2 separate regions of the Homo sapiens genome follow, and region 1 is linked to region 2. A link is an interaction called in ENCODE POLR2A ChIA-PET data of the cell type or tissue named here. Cell type or tissue: MCF 10A. All regions are shown on one strand. Each heading gives the region's core, and the rest is flanking DNA. Links, peaks and the distances in the headings are about the cores only. Region 1 overlaps DNER (delta/notch like EGF repeat containing). Region 2 overlaps DNER (delta/notch like EGF repeat containing).

What was found. Peaks named below come from ENCODE experiments on the same cell type or tissue, not always from the same donor. Only the 100,000 strongest peaks of a DNase experiment are listed, where the experiment ranks them.
Region 1: POLR2A ChIA-PET joins it to region 2 with 19 read pairs; 3 of 35 experiments call an interaction of 5 or more read pairs at or near these places.

What each region holds. Positions count from the first base shown.
Region 1 is chr2:229,486,182-229,491,568 of GRCh38, reverse strand. The region is part of intron 6 of DNER (delta/notch like EGF repeat containing); the gene reads left to right. Among named protein-coding and RNA genes, the nearest start is that of PID1, 220 kb to the right of the region's middle. RefSeq lists an enhancer at 4,618-5,119. In MCF 10A, for the core only: no CTCF peak of the experiment used is centred there; a DNase peak (open chromatin) is centred at 2,378.
Region 2 is chr2:229,431,630-229,437,016 of GRCh38, reverse strand. The region is part of intron 8 of DNER (delta/notch like EGF repeat containing); the gene reads left to right. Among named protein-coding and RNA genes, the nearest start is that of PID1, 160 kb to the right of the region's middle. In MCF 10A, for the core only: a CTCF peak has its summit at 5,280; a DNase peak (open chromatin) is centred at 2,616.

The sequences.
Region 1 (5,387 bases), core at 283-5,282, 55 kb before region 2:
CTATCAGGGGAATAGGATTGCAGGCAGAGGAAATAGTTATATGCTATGCACAAGTGCTATGATCTGTGTTTGCGTTTCCCTAAAATTCCTGTGTTGAAACCTAATCACCAAGGTGTTGGTATTAGAAGGTGGAGCCTTTGGGAGGTGATTGGGTCATGAGAGCTTCACCTGATGAATGGGATTAGTACCCTCATGAAAGAGGGCCCAGAGAGCTGCCTTCTTTTTCTGCCATGTGAGGGCATCTCGAAGGTGCCGTCTATGAGGAATGGGCCCTCACCAAACACTGAATCTGCATGCACCTCGTAAATTTCCTAGTGTCAGGTATTTTGCTCTAGCAGCCTGAATGGACCAAGATAATGTGCAAAGGTCATGATGCAGGAATATGCCCAGCGTGTTTGAAGAGCCGGAGCACAGTGCCCGAGAGAACCTATGATGAGACCTGAGCAAGCTGAGAAGGAACCTGGACCTGGCCAGGAAGGAAGGACAGGGAGCTCATTCTGAGAGTGACAGGAAGCCACTGAGGGCATGAACTGGGCTGAGCCATTGGACTTTCCACTTAAAAGGATCACTGTGGAGTCTGGGGCAGAATAAACATAGGGAGGACAAATTGGAAAACCAGTTAGGAGGCTATTTTTAAAATATGTGCATTTATCAGGCTAGAGATAAGGACAGCTTGACCACTGTGGTGCTGGAAGTAGTGAGACGTTTTGGATTTGGGATGTCTTTGAAGGTACAGCTGATAACACTTCCTGGTGTGCTGAGGTGTGAGTGGAAGTGGAGAGTTGTGAATGACTCCAAAGTTTGTTTGTTTTTTTAAATAACAGCTTTATTGAGATACAATCCACATACCAGCAAGTTTACAATTCAGTGCTTTTTAGTATATTCATAGAGTTGTGCAGTCATCACCATAATCAGCTTTAGGGCATTTTATCACCCCTGAAAGAGGCCCTCTACCCTTTAGCTATCACTCTGTGGCCCTACCATCCTCCCCACCCCCCAGCTCTAGGCAACCACTCATCTACATTCTGTCTCCATAGATTTATTTATTCTGGACATTTTAGAGATAAGTCCAAGTATATGATGTGTAGTTTTGTGGCTGGTGTCTTTAATTTAGCAGGTTTTCAAGGTTCATTCAGGTTATACCAGGTATAACTGCATTCCTTTTTATGCCTGAATAATATTCCATTGTATGGATGTACCACATTTTGTTTATCCCTTTATGCGCTGACAGACACTTGGAGTATTTCCATCTTTTGGCTATTGTGAATAATGCTGCCAAGACACTAAGACACTTAGCCTGATGTACTCCCTCTTCAATTTTCCTCCAGGATCATGTGCTTCTAACCTTGTCTCCCTCTTTCTGCTATATTCCCTGTCCCTCCCTGCTTCTTTCCTGGCTTCTTGTTCACAAGGATTCTCTGGCCTTCTCTATCTTAAAACCAGTCCTGCAAACAAGCAGTAATTTGGAAATTCCTTGCTGCTCCTTCCATATGTCCACTTCCTCCGCTTTCTCCTCCTCCTTTGTCTCTTCCTCCTCTCCTCCTCTTCCCTCTTGTCCTCCACTTTGATCTCCCCTTCTTTCTCTTCCACTCTCTCTTCCTCGTTACTGCAACATATTGGTCCATCTTCAACTCATAATTTTCTACCCACTCCCTCATGCTGCTTTTCTCTCTGTATCATAAGAGTGCTTCTCCAAGGTCATCAGTGGTGCCCTTCTCACTGATTTCGAGGGCTCCTTCCTCATCCTTATCCTGCTGAAGTTGATCATTTTTCAGAAGCCTTCTCACCTGGCTTCCAGAGCACTGCACTGTGCCTGCTCTCCTGAGACCTCTCCCACCCTCTTCTTCCTCCCCTCCCTCTTCAGCTGCTCTCCTCTGCCTTGGGTAGCAATGGCTCCTTCTGAGCCATCACCTCAAGGTGGATGGCTTCCAGACCCCTTCTAGCCCAGCCTTTCACCTCAGCACTTTGCCTGCACCAGGCAGCAATGTGTCTGCCGACTCCTCCTCCCCTCCTCCCCTTCCTCTTCCTCCCCCTCCTCCTCACCACCTTCCTTCCCTCTGTCCGCGCCCCCCACACCCACCCAGTCATGTTGCCGGCCTCTCTCTGCCTCCTTTTGATCCCACACTTGATTGCAGTCTGGCTTTCTCATGCATCCCTAGTTTCTATCAGTGGTGCCATCATCTCCCTCCTCACTTGGGCTGGAAGCTCGGCCATTATGCTCGCCGCCCTCATCTCAGTTATCTTTGGAGTGCCACCAAGTTTCCTTTATTTATGATGACTCTCCATCTGCCCTGGCTCTTCCTCTTCCATTACCAATGCCCTGATTCAAGCTGTTGGCATCTGCCGCCTGGGTGATTGCACCCTCCCCGCAGGCCATGCTGCCTTACTCACAGCTGCCGATGTGATACTTACGAAGCCAGGGCCTGGCTGACCGCAAAGCCCAGCTGGGCCGGGAGGCCAGATTGCCCAAGTGCAGCGCCTGCTTCCACTACTCATTTATTGTGTGAGCTTGGGGAAGTTACTTAATCTTCCTGGGTCTCAGCTGTCTATCTGTAAATTGGGCATGGGTGACGGTATTCAATGTGCCACAATCCAATGACTGTGAAGATTAAATAAGATGATATAGGTAGTGTGCTTGGAAAGTGACCTGGTGCATAGTAAGCCCTCAACAAATGTCAGCTGTTGATATTGTTGTGATTGTCAAGCCCTGCACAGAGTCCAATCACCACTTTCTTGGCCAGAGATTTGGCTTCAGCTCTTTCTGCATCTCCTGCTCAGGGGAGCCAGGTTGGAGCAAAGATCACAGGAAAGCCAGGCCTGAATGGGCCACTTCCTGCCCACTGTGTCTGGCCTCAGGGCTGGCCTTGGTTGGCCCTCACAGTCTTTTCAAATGAACTTCATCAAAAGGAAAGAAGGAACACATATGAGGAAAGAGAGGGACGTAGGGTTAGAGTCTGCAGTCCTGGGTTGAATTCCACTCACCAACTTTACTTAGCTCCTCTGAGCCCAAGTTCTCTTATCTATAAAATGGAATGATGATCTTGACCTTGTAAAAGAAAACACACACGCAAGAACACACAAATGCACACACAACACACATGTGCACTCATATACATGCATATGCAACACATGCACACACATGTATACACACATGCACATAACACATACACAAACACAAAACATGTACACACATATACAAATGTAATATACACAGAGTGCACACATGCACGCAGACATGCATACACAAACATCTATCCCCACATCCACATCCACACACACTGGCACAGAATCGGTAAGCCATCAAGGGCACTTCTTTGTAGCCTCTAAACACTAGTAAGAGGATGAAAGATGAGAAAGATTGGAGCTTTCATTCTTCTGATTTCTTCTGCAAGGGCATTGCCCACTCCCCATCCCACACCCAGTTTCGACATCCCTCTTGGAGTTCTCTCATTTCGTCCAGACCAGAACACTTGCTCCCAGGGAGAAGGGAGGAGAGACCTTAAGTGCTCCCCTGAAATGGCGGTGAGTGGTTACAGGAAGAGATCAATATACAACACATCGTTACCATGCCTCTACTCTGTGCAGAAACCTTTGAAGATGCCATGTCAGTGACCCCAACTCTTTGGTTTGTGGATTGGGGGCCCTAGCCTAGCCTTGTTTCCCCGGCACATCAGTGAGGCTAGCCTGGGCACTGCCATGCACATGTGCCTGCCTTGGGACCATTCTCCTGCTCATTTACTCAGTATGCTGTTTCATGGGAATGTGTCTTACCTCCTCATCTGGAGCCTAAGCTCCCTGAAGGTAAGAACTGTTCCTGAACTTCTTTTAGATTCCCCAAATGTGAATTTTCACTCACAAAAAATTCTTTCTGAAGAGTGAATGAATACCTTCTTTAGAGTTTGATTTACTACAAAAACTTAAAACTCAACTAATAAATATAGTTATATAAATTTTTATGTAGTTTAAGTCAATCCCCTAACTTGTCTGTCTCATGGTGTAACACCTTAATTAATCTAATGTTTTCTTTCTTTTGATTTCAACTTCTCAGGAGTAGTCATCAGGACATACTTAATGAAATATCTTCCCCTTTGAGGTATTGAATTCTAAGTATTGAATTATCTTCCTCTTCGGAATCATCAGATTAAAAGATATAGATGGACTGTATCAATATTGCACTTTATTATTTGAGAGCTAGAGAAATTGAATAAAAGGAATTATATTAGAGAGAGTGATGCATGGTGCTTATGCAGTTATTAGTTTACTATATAATGAGTATTTATAGTGTCCCTGGCTCTGTGCTAGAGGCTGGCATAAAAGTAATCAATACCTGCCCTTAAAGAATAGGGAAGTAGATGTGTGAAGAATGCAATGACAGTTGCAATAATTGAGCCCAAGACCTCCCACTCAGAAAAAGAAGAAAACCATGTCAACAGTGCAATCACTAAAGGCTTTTTGATGTCATATAATATTTGACTTTCACCCATTGGCCTCTGATTTTTGTCCTCTGTAATTTGCGTTATATGTGTAATTCGGAAATGAATAATATTAATATTTGATGTTAAAAGATTGCTTGCTTCTAATTTTCCAGATGGTGGTTTTCAAACTCTAGCATGTACCTTGTATTAGTATCACCTGTAGGACTTCTTAAACCTCAGTTGCCAGGCCCCACCCCCAGAGTTTCTCCTTCAGTAAGTCTGTGACAATGATGGTCAATTTGCATTTGTAACGAGTTCCCAGGCAGGGCTGATGCTGCTGATCTGGGAAACACATTTTGAGAACCACTGCTCTAAATTGCCTGTATAAAAACTGAGAGATCCAAAAATATTGGCATATTGCTTTGCAGTTTTAAAATCCATAAATTTCACTCAAAAAATATTGAGCCACCTAGGACATGCCAAGCATGGTGCAAGCTCTTGTGGATTAAAGGGTACACTCCATAGAAATGGTACCTGCTGCTTGAAGTCATTATAATCATAATCTTTAATTCCTCCATGAGGGAAATGAAGGTAAAAGTCAACCTCTTAATGAGCTCTCTCAGCTGATTGTTGTATCACCATCCCAGACCTTCCACTCCCCAAGCCACTGTCCTTCCCACTGTGCCTCTTGTCTATTTACTTGTTAGATGTGGTTACTTTTTTCCCCAATGTTGAGATTAATTTTTCTAATTCTGCTGAATGTCAGCTTTCTGTCAAGCTTTTTTTTTTGCATATTCCAATTTAATTATATTTTACTTATTGTCTTTCATAGATGGGCTTCATGTATCTTCCTTTCTTTGCCTTTGGTTTTTAAATCCTGTTTGTGTTTGTCCAGATGTGTTTGTGTTTCTCCTGCCAGCGAATCTTACTAGTTTTTTTCTGTGCAATAATGTCTGCCTTCCGACTTTAAAA
Region 2 (5,387 bases), core at 314-5,313:
TCTTTATCCAACCGGCCACTCTGTGCCTTTTAATTGGGGCATGTAGCCCATTTACATTCAAGGTTAGTATTGATATGTGTGGATGTGATCCTGTCACCATGTTTTTAGTTGGTTATTGTGCAGACTTGCTTGTGTGACCGCTTTATAGTGTCACTGCTTTATGTACTTAAGTGTGTTTTTGTAGTGGCCGGTAATGGTCTTTCCTTTCCATATTTAGCACTTCCTTCAGGACCTCTTGTAAAGCAGGTCTGGTGGTGACAAATTCCCCTAACATTTGCTTGTTCAAAAAGCATCTTATTTCTCCTTTGCTTATGAAGCTTAGATTGGCTGGACATGGAATTCTTGTTATAATTTTTTTTTCTTTTGAATGTTGAATACAGGTCCCCAATCTCTTCTGGCTTGTAGGGTTTCTGCTGACAGGTCTGCTGTTAGTCTGATGGAGTTCACTTTGTAGGTGACCTGCTCCTTCTCTCTAGCTGCCTTTAACATTTTTTCTTTCATTTTTGACATCGGAGAATCTGATGACTATCTTGGGCATGGCCTTCTTTTGTAGTATTTCATAGGTGTTCTCTGCATTTCCTGAATTTGAAAGACACATACATACATATGTTCATCACAGCGCTATTCACAATAGCAAAGACACGGAATCAACCTAAATGCCCATCAGTGGTAGACTGGATTTTTAAAAAGTGGTACATATACACAATGTAATACTGTGCAGTCATGAAAAAGCAGGGGATCATGTCTTTTGCAGTAACATGTATGGATCCACAGGCTATTATCCTAAGCAAACTAATACAGAAACAGAAAACCAAATATTTCATGTTCTCGCTTATAAGTGGGAGCTAAACTTCGAGTACATATGGACACAAAGAAGGGAACAATAGACGCTGGATCCTGCTTGAGTGGGGAGGAGGATGAGGGTCGAAAAACTACTTACTGTGTACTATACTTATTACCTGGGTGAGAAAATAATCTGTACACCAAACCCCTGAGACATGTAATTTACTTATATGAAAAACCTGCCTGTGTATCCCTGAACCTAAAATAAAAGTTAAAAAAAATCACAATCAAATGTTGTTAACTTGTTAGGCACATGTTTATCTTTTACCAAACAGTTTATATTGTGAATAAACATATTGCCAAAATCATTAAAAAATTACAATCCCACTTGGTTTTATAGGAATTGCCTAAAGAGGTCCTTAGTTGGTTGGACTGAAGTCTTAATGATATGTTGATGATTACCAAGATCATGTTTCAATTTTACTCTACCAGATGGTTTCTGATGCCTCAGATCAGAGTGAATGTCCTAGGTTCAATTCATTAGTAGGTGTTGCTTTTAGATTGGATAAGCCCAATTAAAGTAGGTCTAAACTAAGGAATATGTAGTACCTGGTGGTACTATTTTGAGAAGACTCCTCTTTACTACTCCGTAAAAATACCTTTTTTACCAGGTCTCTGATGCCTAAAAGTTTATCTTTGTGGTTTTATTTATTTAAGTTAGACATTGTACCTGGCAATCAACCTTTGTATTAGTTAGTCATTGCTGTGTAACAAAACATTCCAAGACTTGATGGCTTAAGAAAACCACTTATTGTTTGTGATTCTGTGGGTTGATAATTTGGGCAGGGTTTAGCTGGGATGTCTCTTCTCTATTCCATGTGCCCACTCATGCTTTTGTGGTCAGCTGGCAAGCCAGCTGGGGACTGCCGGGTCCTGGATGACCCCTCTTATATTGCTGGCAGTTAGCTGGAGTGATGGGGGCAACTAAGCCACATGTCTCTCTTCATCCAGCAGACCAGTCGGGGCTTCTTCCCACGATTGTAGGGTTCCGAAAGCAGCAACAGAACACAAGGTCCCATATGCATGCTCTCTTTAAAGCTGCTTCTTCTGTTGTTTGCCAATGTCCCAGTGGCATGAGCAAGTCACAGGGCCAAGCTTATAGACTCTGTTTCTTGATAGGAGGAGCTGCACAGAACTTGTAGCTATTTTTTTTTCAATCTACCATAACCTTAAACCTAAATATGTGAAGAATGTGATGTGATGTGTCTGTGTGTGTGTGTGCACGTGTGTGTGTGTGTGTGTGTGTGTATATATATATATATATAAATTGTCTCTATATATGTAAGCAGATTTGAGGAGAAAGAAAGTTGAAAAACAGTGTTTAATCTTTGGTTGCTTGAAAAGAAATGGTGAGGTCCCCTGAACTTGCCTACTCAAGTGATAAGGAATGTCTAGGAGAAAACTTCTTTACTTACCTCATAATTCCATATAGATTGAGCCTTGTTCCTGGCTTTATTTCAAAGAAGTTTCATTTTTCCCTTCAGGTTATTAACATATATATTCTCCTAGAATCTTAAGTCACCAAATAAAAACACACTTCTGATTTTTCACTGCTTTATCAACTCTTAAATGAACAAATGCTGTGTGTTTAGGCATCCTTAATTTAATAAAGAAAGTTGGAAGAGAATTCAGAATTTACTCATATAATTGAGTTGTCATTTCTGATTTATTTACATTTTGAAATTTTCTTTGTAATCCAGTTGCATCAAGGCTGAATTTCCCCATGAAATTCTTTAGCTGAAGTCCTGACTGTCAGCTTCAGCCCTTGGGCATTTGTAGCCCTTAGGGATAGTGGCCAAGTGGAAGGTGTGTGCTTCTAAAACTGTTCTTAAAGGATCATGAGAAATTTCCCTGGTGTTTAACAATATTTAGGATTTAGCATATTTACTCGAGAATGGCAATGACTAATAGAAAGCTTAGAGGATGACACGATTGCATTGTGCCTGTGAATGTCCCCAGTGATAGGGGAATGAAAGTAAATACAGCCAGAAAGATAATCGTGGTCTGCATTGTGGACTCCGTGTACCAAAATTTTCTGGAATAATCCCAGTCACAGTATTTTGTTTTCCATCACACAAATACTTTGCTACCAAACTATGTATCTATGAGGCCACCTCTGATATATAATTGGAAACAGCGCAACTTTGTCAGATCATGGTTCCCAATTTTTGGTTTGCAAAAATTGTTACCTTAGATTGTTTATGCTTTTTTCTTTCTTTCCTTTTTAAAGTAGAGCTTTTATGTTTTATTCAAAATATATTTTAAAAGATAAGCAACATAAATTACCTTCAGAGCAAATTTTCGGCAAGATAATTAGGAATGCAAAAAGCTAATTCACAAATGTCTAGTATATGATAGTCAATTTGAAACACACTTAATCTTTACAAAACTATAATATTATTTTTAATATTACCTACTGGTCTGTATGTTACTCAAAATCTTAATCTTGGTGCTGTATTAAATACTTCTAATATCTTCCATTTTCTGACATTCCTTTCTGCAAAAATATTATTCCTGTGGGTTAAGGAAGCTAGATCAGAGATGTGGGAAAAATTGCCCTCACGAATTTGAATATGAACTTGTTTATCCTCATTCCGCTTAGGCATGTGTGACTCCTAGTCATACAGTGAGGAACTAGAACACATTGTGCCACAGCTATATCCTTATTACTTTCCCTCATTCTGGCCTTTCTTTTCCAATACGTCATTTGTTGTCACTTTGGGATTCCTTTGTGTTACTTTTTTCCCTTATGTAAACCTCGAGAGGAGGGTAGCTTCCTTTAGTCCATGTGCCGATGGCTGGTAGATCATTTGACTATATGTTTCACTGTTGGTTTATTTATATGCCCATAGCTGGTACATGTTCTGACCATATGTTTTGCGGTTGGATTAGTTAAACGCGCTTAGGAGATGCCATGGCTGTTAAAATACAAAACCGGCTGGGCACGGTGGCTCACGCCTGTAATCCCAGCACTTTGGGAGGCCAAGGCGGACGGATCACATAGTCAGGAGTTCGAGACCAGCCTGACCAACATGGTGAAACCCTGTCTCTCCTAAAATTACAAAAATTAGTCAGGTACGGTGGCAGGCACCTGTAATCCCAGCTACTCAGGAGGCTAAGGCAGGAGAATTGTTTGAACTCAGGAGACGGAAGTTGCAGTGACCCTAGATTGCGCCTTTGCACTCCAGCCTGGGCGACAGAGTGAAACTCCATCTCAAAACAACAACAACAACAACAACAACAAAACACAAAAAATCCCATAACCACACTATATGTAGCATTTTCCTTGGACAACCCCTACCATTTCCCCGCATTTGTGAGAGTCAGAGATTGTGGGAGACGTTGTATACTTTTCTATTCTATAGCTTAGTGGCTCTCAAACTTGAGTGCTCATCAGAACCATGTTAGAGGGTTTAAGTCATGGAGTTCTGGGCCCTACCCTTAGAGTCCCTGAATCAGCGGGTCTTGAGTGTGACCTGAGAACACGCATTTCTAACTAGTTCCCAGGTGGTGTTGATGCTGCTGGTCTGGGGACTGCACTGAGACCCAAGTGTGATGAGTGCGGATACCTCAAATGAATGTCTATTAGTAACTAAGAGGTCAACTAAACCAAATTTAACCAATTGATTGTGAAATAAATTAAAAGGAAATAAACATTTTAAAACTCTTCTATACTTTTATACCGTTTAAAATTTCTCTTTGTTAGTATGCATACTTGTGTAAAAGTAATTATCTAGGTTTTATTTTCTCTTCAAAGTGCCATAATAGAGTCTTAGTCTTTGATTTTCCCCCCTCCCACCCATTTGTTGCCTTTGCTGGCCCCAGCACCCATCTTTGTGCATCCCATAATGAAAAACTTCTGGAATGTGAGGGTGTATGTCTACCTTTGCTTTTCTAAACTTTCTTATCATCTTCCTCACCTCAATTATAAACCAGCCATTTTTATGTGTTTATAAACATGCTAGATAATCAATTGAGGGTATGGGATTATTTTATTAAAATGCTTTTCTTACTGTTTATATGTAAACACACATAGCACAATAATCTTTAACTCAAATTATAAAATATTATTTTGTCATTATACTTAGTATTTAATCTTGGTGCTTTAATCATGGTATTACAAACATTTGCATTAAAAATATTTTAAATAAAAAGTAAGAAAAATAGGCCACTTTACAATGGATAATTTAAACTGTAGACACCATATGTTTATAGAGGACATATTGGTGAATTTGCAAGCTGTAGAGAAATATTTGAATGTTATGTTTTATTATTAAAGGGAATGGGATTTCTTCTTTAAATATAACCTGGCAGATTCATTTGCATCCCTCTGTGCCATCTATTTCCTTTTGTAAAAGACATCTTTTTTTTCTTTTTTTTTAATTATTATTATACTTTAAGTTTTAGGGTACATGTGCACAATGTGCAGGTTAGTTACATATGTATACATGTGCCATGCTGATGTGCTGCACCCATTAACTCGTCATTTAGCATTAGGTATATCTCCTAATGCTATCCCTCCCCCCTCCCCACACTTATCTTTT